Regions from separate parts of the Homo sapiens genome. Here regions 1 and 3 are each linked to region 2. Evidence: chromatin contacts called from ENCODE Hi-C or POLR2A ChIA-PET data. All regions are on one chromosome and are shown on one strand. Each heading gives the region's core, a stretch centred on a gene start or an enhancer-like site at or near the end of the contact. The rest is flanking DNA. Distances are from core to core; before and after follow the strand shown. Region 1 holds the start of GALM (galactose mutarotase). Region 2 holds the start of STRN (striatin). Region 3 holds the start of GEMIN6 (gem nuclear organelle associated protein 6).

Evidence for each region. A loop is a pair of places that touch in the nucleus more often than their neighbours do. ChIA-PET counts read pairs that join two places held with the same protein, here RNA polymerase II (POLR2A). Pooled maps may share reads with other maps.
Region 1: a loop to region 2 is called in a map of naive thymus-derived CD4-positive, alpha-beta T cell, with 13 times the contacts of the local background. The contact joins the promoter of GALM here to the promoter of STRN in region 2. A Hi-C loop is called at or near these places in 1 of 168 maps with a recorded cell type or tissue (naive thymus-derived CD4-positive, alpha-beta T cell) and 7 of 50 pooled maps. POLR2A ChIA-PET finds 5 or more read pairs at or near these places in 1 of 52 experiments (GM12878).
Region 3: a loop to region 2 is called in a map of B cell, with 5 times the contacts of the local background. The contact joins the promoter of GEMIN6 here to the promoter of STRN in region 2. A Hi-C loop is called at or near these places in 3 of 168 maps with a recorded cell type or tissue (B cell, CD4-positive, alpha-beta T cell and naive thymus-derived CD4-positive, alpha-beta T cell) and 7 of 50 pooled maps.

Annotation. Positions count from the first base shown.
Region 1 is chr2:38,664,839-38,668,538 of GRCh38, forward strand. GALM (galactose mutarotase) reads left to right here and starts at 1,276. Exons shown (of 7, transcript NM_138801.3): 1 at 1,276-1,513. The coding sequence starts at 1,324. RefSeq lists enhancers at 1,028-1,540, 1,541-2,053.
Region 2 is chr2:36,964,133-36,968,198 of GRCh38, forward strand. It overlaps STRN (striatin), which reads right to left and starts at 2,404. Exons shown (of 18, transcript NM_003162.4): 1 at 2,098-2,404. The coding sequence starts at 2,331. RefSeq lists a silencer at 2,085-2,894.
Region 3 is chr2:38,776,182-38,780,319 of GRCh38, forward strand. GEMIN6 (gem nuclear organelle associated protein 6) reads left to right here and starts at 2,029. Exons shown (of 3, transcript NM_024775.10): 1 at 2,029-2,100; 2 at 2,791-2,937. The coding sequence starts at 2,810.

The sequences.
Region 1 (3,700 bases), core at 26-2,525, 1.7 Mb after region 2:
CACAATCAAGCAAGACAATTATTTAATAACCTTAGTGTCTTTCCTCTCCAACTGTACATACCTGAAGACTCCATCCTACTTGTAGAAAAGGAGATAACAAAGGTTCAGTACCTGGCATTTACAAGGACCTCAATCAATACTTGTTCCCTGAATCCCTTCTTAAAGGAACTGTGGACTTCAGGAGCCAGAAGACACCAGAGGTCCCTTTCCAGTCCCTTGAAGTAAAATAAGTCTGAGGCTGTCTCTAATCACCTCCGCACACCGAGGGCCTAATCCATCTACCTGACCCTGTCTGGTCCAAGCTCCTCGAGGCTGGCACAGCTTTGGCCGTCAGGAGAGCCTTCTGGGCAGTGGCTCTAACAGAACCATGTCCAGGACTTCATCCGTGGGACAAAAAGAGTGAATCTTCAGTAAGTCTGTGTGCAGAGAAGCCTGAGATGATTTACCTCATTTCTAAGCTACTACTGTACTTTGTTGTTGTTGTTGTTGTTGTTTTGAGACGGAGTCTCGCTCTGTCACTCAGGCTGGAGTGCAGTGGCGTGATCTCGGCTCACTGCAAGCTCCGCCTCACGGGTTCACGCCATTCTCCTGCCTCAGCCTCCCGAGTAGCTGGGACTACAGGCCCCCACCACCACTCCCAGCTAATTTTTTTTTTTTTTTTTTTTTTTTTTTTTTTTTGTATTTTTAGTAGAGGCGGGGTTTCACCGTGTTAGCCAGGAAGGTCTCAATCTCCTGACCTCGTGATCCGCCTGCCTCGGTCTCCCAAAGTGCTGGGATTACAGGCGTGAGCCACCGAGCCGGCCAACTACTGCTGTACTTCTTACCCCCTGTATCAAAGAGTTAAAATCTAATTTTTTCCCAAGATCGGTCTCACTGTAAGTCTGCTATCTGTATTTTCCCATTCTTCGTCTGATAGCCACCGACATTAATGACCAGCTCATTACATGTTGAGGTGTGGGGAGATGGGGGTAGAACCCCGTCAACCCAGGATTCGAGTTTAGAAAGACTACAAGCCCCAAAATGCAATTTCACCTCCCAAAAACTACCATTCCCAACATGCAATGCAACCAGGACGAGCCAAGGAAAAAAAGTACAAGTGTGGCTGCAAAGTTTGCCCCTCTTGTTACCCTCAGGCAAATGATTGATTTAGAAAGGCCCCAGGGGCTATTTTTTGCAGGAACGGTCACTCCCTAAATCCAGGCAGGGAAAGGGAGGAGTCTGAGCCGAGTCACGCCCCTTCTCCTGTAAACTTGGGTCGCCTCTAGCTTAGCGAGCGCTGGAGTTTGAAGAGCGGGCAGTGGCTGCACACGCCAAACTTTCCCTATGGCTTCGGTGACCAGGGCCGTGTTTGGAGAGCTGCCCTCGGGAGGAGGGACAGTGGAGAAGTTCCAGCTGCAGTCAGACCTCTTGAGAGTGGACATCATCTCCTGGGGCTGCACGATCACAGCCCTAGAGGTCAAAGACAGGCAGGGGAGAGCCTCGGACGTGGTGCTTGGCTTCGCCGAGTTGGAAGGTGGGTTGAACTGTGCCCTGGGCTGCGAGCAGGCCCCAGGCCCACGCTACATACCTCCCGGATCTAGCGGGCCACTTGCAATGCGAGGGACCAAGGGGGAAAGTCGCCTAGCTTGGGACCGTCTGACTTGCAAGCGCATGCATCATAGAGGGCCGTGTGGCCATCCAGCATTTGGGAAAAACTGTAATAAATAAACTATGGCAGTTGGCCTCTGGTTATCCGTTCAGGCTTTGCCCCAGTTAACGTAAAAGGTCAGCTGATGGTATGATACACTTCAGCGATCCTGGAGCGATCTTTGAACTGCCTAATCTTTGAACTGCCTGATACCTGGAGAAGGCTGGAGAGGAAAGAGCAGGCAAGAGGGGGTGTGGCTCCCACTTCTTCCCTTCTGAAGAAGGAAATTCAAATACTTGCCTCTTCTACTTCCTTCTTCCTTGATCAGATTCTCTTTGAGGCCTGGTTGTCTCAGAAATGCTCCACTAAGCTCAGTGGTTGCCTAGTACACCAGCTACCCAATAACCATTTAGGAACAAAATAGAGAAGACCAACTCAGTGTCTTCTCAGAGATCAGGTCTCCTACCAACTAGGATGGACTTTTATCCCAGAATCCATGGGCAATTAGGATCAGGCATTAATTAATACATTTGACAACTCTATTAATCCGATGACCTCATTAAACAGGACAGACAAGGTCCCCACTCTTGCGGTTTGGCTGGGGAGATAGACTTTAACTCAGTAATTGCATAAATAAAGAATGACAATTGCAGCTTGATTGCAGCAAAGGAAAATGTACATCATGCTCTCTTAGCACCATGGTGTAACTAGACAGAAAATGAGGTGTGAAATAAAGCTGGCAAAGGGAAACTGAGAGTTAATACTCTCTGCTCAGTGGTTGGGGCGTAGACAAATTCTGCTGGAGAGGAGGTTTGAGGTTTTCCTTTTGGTGTGTCATTCTGTCTGTTTGGTTCTTCCGATACGTAAGATATGTAACTTGGCTCATGGTTACATGTTGGCCAGACCAGCCTGGCCAGCATGGTGAAACCCTGTCTCTACTAAAAATACAAAAAAATTAGCTGAGCATGGTGGCACGTGCCTGTAATCCCAGCTAGTCAGGAGGCTGAGGCAGGAGAATAGCTTGAACCCAGGAGGCGGAGGTTGCAGTGAGCCAAGATTGCGCCACTGCACTCCAGCGTGGGTGGCAGAGCGAAACTCTATCTTAAAAAACAGAGAGCAAATTTCAATTCCTCAGGGAAAAAAACAAAACTCAGCTTTCTGTTGAACACCACCATGCCCGGCTAATTTTTTTGTGTTTTTGGTAGAGATGGGGTTTCACCATGTTGGCCAGGCTGCTGGCGGGCACCTGTAATCCCAGCTACTTGGGAGGCTGAGGCAGGAGAATCACTTGAATCTGGGAGGCGGAAGTTGCAGTGAGCCGAGATTGCGCCACTGCACTCCAGCCTGGGCGACAGAGTGAGACCCCATCTCAAAAAAATAAAAATATACTCTAACCTTTCCCTCTGCCTTTCTGTGTAACAGCTGACCATAAAGAAATTAAGACCCTCATTCCAGAGGGGTCCTGCCCCATACCCGGAGGAAGAAATGCTGCATGGGGAGGCCAAGAAAAATCTGAACACAGGCCTTGCCGAGTTTCCCCACTCACTCTATTAGCAACAGATCTTACCCTTTTGGTCCAATCATATTTCTACATGGCTGTCCATGTTCCATTGGACCTAAGCATAGAAATGGATTGTTTTCCTTGTATCTGTCGGTCTTCATTCTGAAAGCTCCCGTGTCACATAAAACTATAATCAAATAAATTTGTTTGGCTTTTTTATGTATTTTTTATTTTTTAGAGGTGGAGTCTCGCTCTGTCACCCAGGCTAGAGTGGAGTAGTGCAATTATAGCTGACTTGCAGCCTCGAACTACTGGCCTCAAGCAATCCTCCCACTTCAGCCTCCCAAAGTGCTGGGATTACAGACATGAGCCACTGTGCCCAGCTGTTTTGCTTTTCTCTTGTTACCCTGTGTTTGTTGTAGAGGTGTGGGCTGTGACTCTTACAGGGGAGATATACAACACTCTGTTACTATTTTGATGGTGCTCTGATACTACATTTCTAGTGCATTAAAACCTATGTTAACAATAAACTGGTAACAGTGGTTGTTAAGAAAGGATCCTGGGTGCCCAGG
Region 2 (4,066 bases), core at 1,154-3,653:
TTACCAGTAAATTGAAAAGTTTAAACGAGGAGAGGGAGTGAACGGGGCGGGGCGGGGGGAAGGATGGGTTGGAATTCCCCAACTTCTACAGGTAGAAAGGTAAGCATTGTTTTCTGGTGTGTGTGTGTGTTTTGTTTTTGTTTTTTTTTTTTTAACCAAATTAGTGTGAGTTATCTATATTCCCAAAACTGGAAAAGAAATTAAATTTTAAGTAACTAATACAAAAATCATTCCCCACAACTGCACAACATTAAAGTTAAACTTTGCCTTTAACATTTCCTTGAATCCTGAAATCCACACCTTTTATAGAATGCGCTGCTAATAAAGATCAATCTGTAAGTATTCAAATTTGTTGGAGACTATATAAACAAGGTCAAAGAAGACTTGCAAATATCAGATAGACTAGATCGACTAAATACTACAGCAATATAACAATAGGAATGAAAAAGTTGCCAAATAATATAAACATGTAACTACAGACTTACAAGGAAATCATAGAAACTACTGGTCACTCCCTAACTTCATTCAGCTGCTCATTTGTCATCTCTCAGAGGCCTACCCTGACTACCCCATCTAAAATAGCTGCCCCTATCACACGCTATTCCTGAACTCTGACTTATTTCTTCCTCACAGCAGTTGCCACTATAAGCCATTATATTCTATAGGCGCATTTGCTGGACTGTTTGCCTCTCCACTAAAACATAAACTCCATGAGGGCAGAAGCTTGGTCGGTTTTCTTTCAACACAGGGCCTAGACACACAGCTGGCACTCAATACACAGGTGCTGAATAAAATACATGATAAAACTGAAACCCAGAGAGGTTAAAGGATTTCCTCAAGGTCACAGAGCTAGCAACAAACACAGCCCTTACTATAACCTTGTCTACTACAGCCTTGTGTGTTCGCTCTTTCCACAGCCACTTCCACTACACCAGAGCCTGTTCCAGCACATGATTCTATTTAACAGATTTCTCCTCTTCTTTTTTTTCTTAAGCGCCAAATACATGTTACCAAAAAAAGTGACACACTGGGTAGCATTTTAAACTCAAGTGTTTTGCCAACTAAAACTATACTCAAATTTCATAAGTATACAGGCTTAGCCCGTAAAACAGAAAGGCACAACTATTCATAGTTCTTTAAGTTCCTTTTGAAATTGGTGTGTATGCCCTGGAAGTTTTAAGAACAACCACTGAAAACCTATTCACCAATTCTGAATGGCTTGTAAAGTATCAGCCTCACTTTCATTCTTTTCAGAGCCCACAGTTATCTCCTCCCTGGATATACTTTATCTTGCAGATTATGCAAGGCAATGTAACTAACTTCAAAGTCCCTTTAGTTCCTTTTAAAGCACAAGAAAATCTCCCAAAACACTGAACATAAAATTAACCCTTGGGAAGTTTCAGATTCTGAGAACAGGAACCACCTCTTAACCATTCTCTCTGACTGCGATCATCTAGGTCCTTCATTCAAAATGCATTAATTGGAAATACCTAAAAGAAACGTGGGAGGGGGCCGGGGGGTCGGAAGAAAGTGGAGAACAGACATTTACATATATAAAAAAAGGGATCTGATATATGAATAACACTTTTGCCCAACGTCAACTTCTCGCCTCGACTCAAGGCCTGACACAACTTCTGTTGTCTTCTTGATCACCTTCCTTGAAGAGAGGGGCCAAAGCCGGCACGTTCTGCGGAGACTGTCTCTAGACCTAGGAAGGGGCACACCAGGGCAGCGGACGATTTGCTCCGCGTCTCTCAAAACTACTGCCAGCCCAATTAGTAAACCGAGAGGGCAGCCCTGAGATGCAGGATGGCCAGAGAGTTGAAATGAGTCTGGGAGTTAAGAGTGGGATGGGGCGGACGAACAGGCGTGGGGAGGGTAAACAACGCACCAGGAGCGGGAGTGAGAACAGGGTCGAGGTGGGGTCAGCGAAAGGCAAAAGGCGAAGAGAAGAAGGGGACGGGGCTCCGGGTGGGATGGGCGGCAGCAAAGGGGGAGGGGACGCGAGAAGGCTGGGGGAGGGGGAGAAGGGTCCGGGGCGGGGCGGAAGGGAGCAAAGAGGCGGGATGAAGACGGCCAGGCCGGGAGGGTCTTTACCTGCAGCTCCGCCCGCTCCACCTCCCACTGGGCTCTCTCCACCTCGAAGCGGGCCCACTCGTGCTGCAGGAAGTGCAGGATCCCCGGGAGACTGTACTGGGCTCGGGCCGCCCCCGCCGCAGCCGCCCCGTCGCCGGCCGCGGCAGCCTCCGCCAGAGGCCCGAGCCCCTTGGCACCGCCGGCGCCCGGGTGGTTGTTGCTGAAGAAGACGCCGGGACCCGCCTGCTCGTCCATGGCGGCCGCAGATACCCGGGGAGCTGCCCCGGCGCCCAGCAGCGGAGGCAACAGCGGCGGCAAGCAGCGCCTCCTCCTCCCTCCGCCGCTCCCGCCCACACCCCAGTCAGCAGGGAGCAGCCTCCTGGGCGCGGGGGCCGGCCGAGCCCGTGACGGGCCGGGAAATGGGTCAACTGCGGCGCGCTGGCGGCCCGGGGCTTGCCGGGAAATGTAGTCGCGGGGCGGGGCGCGGGCTAGCGCGGCCCGGGCGGCCTGTAGGGCTGTGCCTCAGCTTGGGCGTGGCCTCGGGCCCGCCCCGCCCCGGCTCGCCGCGTAGGGGGCCGGCTGGGCGGGGAGAGCGGGTTTCCTCTGGGGCCGGCTGGGCGCGGGCGGGCGGGTCTCCAGTCTTCCTCGCACGCGGAAGTTCGCGGGCGGCGCACCCTGTTGCATTCAAAAACACACACACACACACACACACACACACACGGAAGTTGTCACGCCAAGATACCTGCCCGAGCTGCACATCTTTTAAGGCTTCCTGGCCGTTCTGTGAAGGAACAGGCTCAAAGCGAGCTACCCGGTGCGGCCGCGGGACCGGGGTTCTCCCGCCAGCTGCCCTGCGTGCTCTCGCTTCGGCTTCGTGTTCGGAGTTTCTCTCACCCTAGACGCTCCTCCATTCTGCCAATCTGCGGGTCGCTGTCGCTCTTGCCTTTCTCTTTTGACTCGAGGGGCTCAAACCTGTTACCTGACCAGTTTTCATTTCTAAGGAACGCCGATCACCTTTCTAAGACAACGCCGCAGCTTTCTGCTGCTGCTTCCAAATTGTGGTTTGTTGACAGCCCATCTGAAAAACTGCTCCGTTGAAGTTTCTTTCCCTTTGCAGTCCTCCTGCAGTAAATCCTGTAAAAGTTTTAGCATCCAATAATAGATGTTCTGTTATTTCGGTCTCATTTTTCCTATCTTATTCCCGCTGATTTTTACTCTACTTAATTGAACAAATATTTTGATTATCGGTTTTCTCTTGCGCTGGGAATATTAAGATAAATGACATCGTTTCTGTCATCAAAGATTGGCGTATAATCAAATATCACAAAGGCTTAATTTAAAAGCTACACCACCTTGAAAAAGCAAGTTCCCTTTCTGCTCCCTAGCGCGGTCTTAGATATCCTGGCCCCTCTCCGTTTTCACTTGTCCTGTTCCCAGTTTCTTTCACGATTCACCTGCCAACTGGCAACAGCATCCGCCTACCAAAGGTACACCAAAGTCCTTTCAAGTTACTCTCTGTAAATATTTGCCTTCTCCGAAGTCTGACAATATGTCACTATAAATTCACACTACAACAGTGGCAAAAAGGAAGGCCCCTGAAAACAATTTAACAAATGCAAATGAAATTAAGCACTTATTTTGTCACCCTAACAAGTTATCTGAAATTCTTACGTTTTGTAGGACGTACTTGTGGGTTATCAGACTTGATGGCCATGAAAAAATGTAAAGATCTAGGCTGCTGAGTGACATGTCAGGGAAAGACATCCTGTCCCTGTCCTCTCTCCCCTCCCCCCCTTTCCCATGGCTACTTGCAGAAAGGACAGGAAACACATTGTGTCTGCTCTGGTTGCAAATAAAGATGGAGAACTCTCTTCTCTCGCTTAATTAATGTTTCTGCTTTATGAATTCATTCTTTATTATCATCAAAGATTGATCCAGGCCTGGCCAAATTCCCTGTGCCATAACTTATTTTGGCTGTCAGTGTCCTTTG
Region 3 (4,138 bases), core at 779-3,278, 1.8 Mb after region 2:
TTAATATAATCAGCCAATCATGCAACGAATAAAGGCTATGGGAAAGATTCAAATGATGACAATAAGAAAATATACTTTGAAGATTATATGGAACCTAAATCTCAAGGAGTAAGGAAAAAGCTGATACATTTTTGATGTTTTCTACACCTTTGTTTAATAGTGTTTTCATTTGGTTTTTGTAAATCTCCCTTGGTTTTTACATTTCCAGGAATTCAGCGTTTACCACCTTGTACCGTTTTTCAGTCCTAAAAAAGATTCTGGATCATGCCAGAAGCCAGTTAAGTGCGTGACCAGAAATCCGTAGCAGAAGCAAGTCTTTTGCACTTTTCCACTGGAGGGGTTTATAGAGAGTGATCTGCTAGACAAAATTCAACCCGGTTTGGTTCATTTCTTTCCAGCTTCTGCACCTTTCTCAAGATTGTACTGAGGGCACATCCCAAAGGAGCAGGCATTTTAATTGCCTATACAAGCCAAGCAAACAAGAAATACCTTGGCCGTGTCAGAGGCGTTGGAACCAGAGTGACTCCGTTTTGAGTGAGGGCTAGGAAAATGAGGCTGGGACTTGCTGGTCTGCATTCTCAGAAAGTTAGGCATTCCCAGCCTCTAGATGTTTACGGTTAAGGGAAGACATTAATAACGTTTACCGCCGGGCGCGGTGGCTCACACCTGTAATCCCAGCATTTTGGGAAGCCGAGGCGGGCGGATCACTTGAGGTCAGGAGTTTGAGACCAGTCTGGCCAACATTGCAAAAACCCGTCTCTACTAAAAATACAAAAATTAGCCAGATGTGGTGGTGCATGCCTGTAATCCTAGCCACTAGGGAGGCTGAGGCACGAGAATCGCTTGAAGCCGGCAGGTGGAGGTTCCAGTGAGCCTCGATCGCACCTTTGCACTCCACCTGGGTGACAGTGTGAGACTCTGTCTCAAAAAAAAAAAAAAAAAAAAAAAAGTTTACTAAACAGACCCAGACTTGGGAGTGTCCAGATATCGCAATACCTGGAGAACAAAGGCATTCCTAATTTTGCTTTAAAGATAATAGTATTGATGCTTGAAAAATATAGTAATTAAGAAAATTAATCCTTTATCATAAACCCTTGTAGCAGAGCGCATCTCCTCATACATAGGACTATTGTATCTAGGGTGGACACTTTCCTCTTACTTTCGGGAACATCCTACTCTGTCTATGGAGCAGCTGTTCTTTCACCACTTTACTTTCTTACTAAACTTGCTTTTGCTTTGCACTGCGGACTCGCTCTGAATTCTTTCTTGCGCGAGATCCAACAACTCTCTCCTGGGGTCTGGATCAGGACCCCTTTCCTGTAGCAACCCTATCGCTCTTCTCCACGGCACGTTCACCTCACATTCCTAGAGCTTTAGGATTTACTCTGAGGGTTCATGTGCTTTGATTCTAAGGCGAAAGTGCATTTCCAAGTCTACTATCATTGAGGACCTGGCACGAGCTTTTTCCTCTTTATTTATTTTTATTTTTAATTTTTTTGAGACGGAGTTTCGCTCTTGTTGCCTAGGCTGGAGTGCAATGGTGCGATCTCAGCACACTGCAACCTCCGCCTCCCGGGTTCAAGCGATTCTCCTGTCTCAGCCTCCTGAGTAGCTGGGATTACAGGCGCCCGCCACTAGGCCCGGCTAATTTTTGGTATTTTTAGTAGAGACGGGGTTTCACCATGTTGGCCAGGCTGGTCTCGAACTCCTGACCGGTTTCGAACTCCTGATCCACCCGCCTCGGTATCCCAAAGTGCTGGGATTACAGGCGTGAGCCACCGCGCCCGGCCGCTTTTTCCTCTTTAAAGAAAAAAAGATTATTTGAACTGTCCGTCGTGGCAATGGAGAGGGATAGCCTTAGAGGACATGGCGGTTCATTATTATTATTATTATTACAGAACAATCTTAGACTCTGTCCGCACCCTGCACTCTAGGTCCCGCGACTCTCAGACCTCCAAGTAGGACTACAAAACAGAGGTTTCTGGGGGAAGGAAGTGACGATCGGCGCAAAGCATGCTGGTCTCAGGCGGTCTCCGCTCAACGATCCTTCCTCAAAGCATGGTTGCTGAGTACCCAGAGTTGCGAGGAGTTTTTTAACTGGTATTTTTCTCGTTTGTCAGGGTTAAACGTTAAGTACCATTTGGTTTTTAGTACAGTGTTAGGTATCGTGTGGCTGCAGGACAGGACCAGAAATCTAAGCTCTAGAGCTGTAGCCGCTGGCCCTTCGTTTGTGCATCCTTCAAACAAATTTTAAGGGGCAGTTGTCATAAATCGGGGGAGCCTCTCGATGGCGGGATCCAGCGGAGACACAGAGCCAGAGAGCGCGTGGGTGGATATCAGGAGAGTTTTCTGGTTCAGTTGAGGAGTGGGGTGAACTCCTTTGATCGATGGAAGGAAAAGCAGAGTTGAAGGGTTTGAGCATCATCTGCAGGCCAGAGTGAAAGCGATTTGGAATGTGGTTGTGGATCGGAATAGACCTGTGCCAGATGAATTTCCTCAGACTGCACCCGCGGCAAATCGGTGACCCCTCTGCTTTAGGCCGAATTGTACATATTAACTATTTTCCTTTTCCTGATAAAAATTCTCAAGCAGCCTTTACACGTGTTCTTTTCCCCAACTATAGTATCAGTTCCTATCAGTACATGCATTAATACTTAATTGTATTAAGTTACTTATTACGAACTTGAGGCAAATCACAGATGTTCTCTGTCTCTAGGATAGGATGGAGATTAGGGATAAGACATTTGCTTACGTGGAACATATATTAACCAGCACTGGTGGTTGTTTCAGATTTAGCCAGGTGGCAATCATGAGTGAATGGATGAAGAAAGGCCCCTTAGAATGGCAAGATTACATTTACAAAGAGGTCCGAGTGACAGCCAGTGAGAAGAATGAGTATAAAGGATGGGTTTTAACTACAGACCCAGTCTCTGCCAAGTGAGTATGCATCCTACTTGCCTGAAATCTTGACACCCCTTTGTGCTGCCTGTATGTTATAGACAAACTAAGAAAGCAGATAAATGAAAAGCTAATTATTAATATTTTCATATAAGAATTTTTTGTTTGTTTGAGACAGGGTTCTACTGTCACCCAGGCTGGAATGCAGTGGCGAGATCTCGGCTCTTTGTAACCTCCACCTCGCAGGTTCAAGCGATTCTCCTGCCTTAGCCTCCCGAGTAGCTGGGACTACAGGCATTTGCCACCACGTCTGGCTAATTTTTGTATTTTTTGTGGAGACGGGGCTTCGCCATGTTGCCCAGGTTGGTCTCAAACTCCTGATCTCCAAGGATCTGCCCACCTTAGCGTCACAGAGTGCTGGCATTACAGGCTGAGTCACTGTACCCGGCCTACATATGAGAACTTAACTGCCTTTGAATCTAAATGCTGTTCTGACTATGGATTACCTTATCAGACCAGGCAACTTCATAGAAATTGGGCATAGAAATTATTCTTACTATATATATATATATATATATATATATATTTTTTTTTTTTTTTTTTTTTTTTTTTCGGGGGTGGGATGAAGTCTCACTCTGTTGCCCAGGCTGGAGTGGTGCAGTTACAATCTTGGCTCACTGCAACTTCTGCCTCCCAGGTTCAAGTGATTCTCATGCCTCAGCCTCCCCAGTAGCTGGGGTTACACACATGTGCCAACATGCCCCACTAATTTTTTGTATTTTTAGTAGAGACGGGGTTTCGCTATGTTGGCCAGGCTGGTCTCAAACTCCTGACCTCAGGTGATCTGCCCACCTTGGCCTCCCAAAGTGCTAGGATCATAGGCTTGAGCCACCGTCCCCAGCCTATAATTTTGTTTATAAATACTTCACTATATCTCTTAAAAGAAAAGGACTTTAAGGCCGGGCATGGTGGCTCACGCCTGTAATCCCAGCACTTTGGGAGGCCGAGGCGGGTGGATCACGAGGTCAGGAGATCGAGACCATCCTGGCTAACATGGTGAAACCCCGTCTCTACTGAAAATACAAAAAAAATTAGCCGGGCGTGGTAGCAGGCACCTGTAGTCCCAGCTACTCAGGAGGCTGGGGCAGGAGAATGGCGTGAAGCTGGGAGGCAGAGCTTGCCGTGAGCTGAGATCGCGCCACTGCACTCTAGCCTGGATGACAGAGCAAGACTCCGTCTC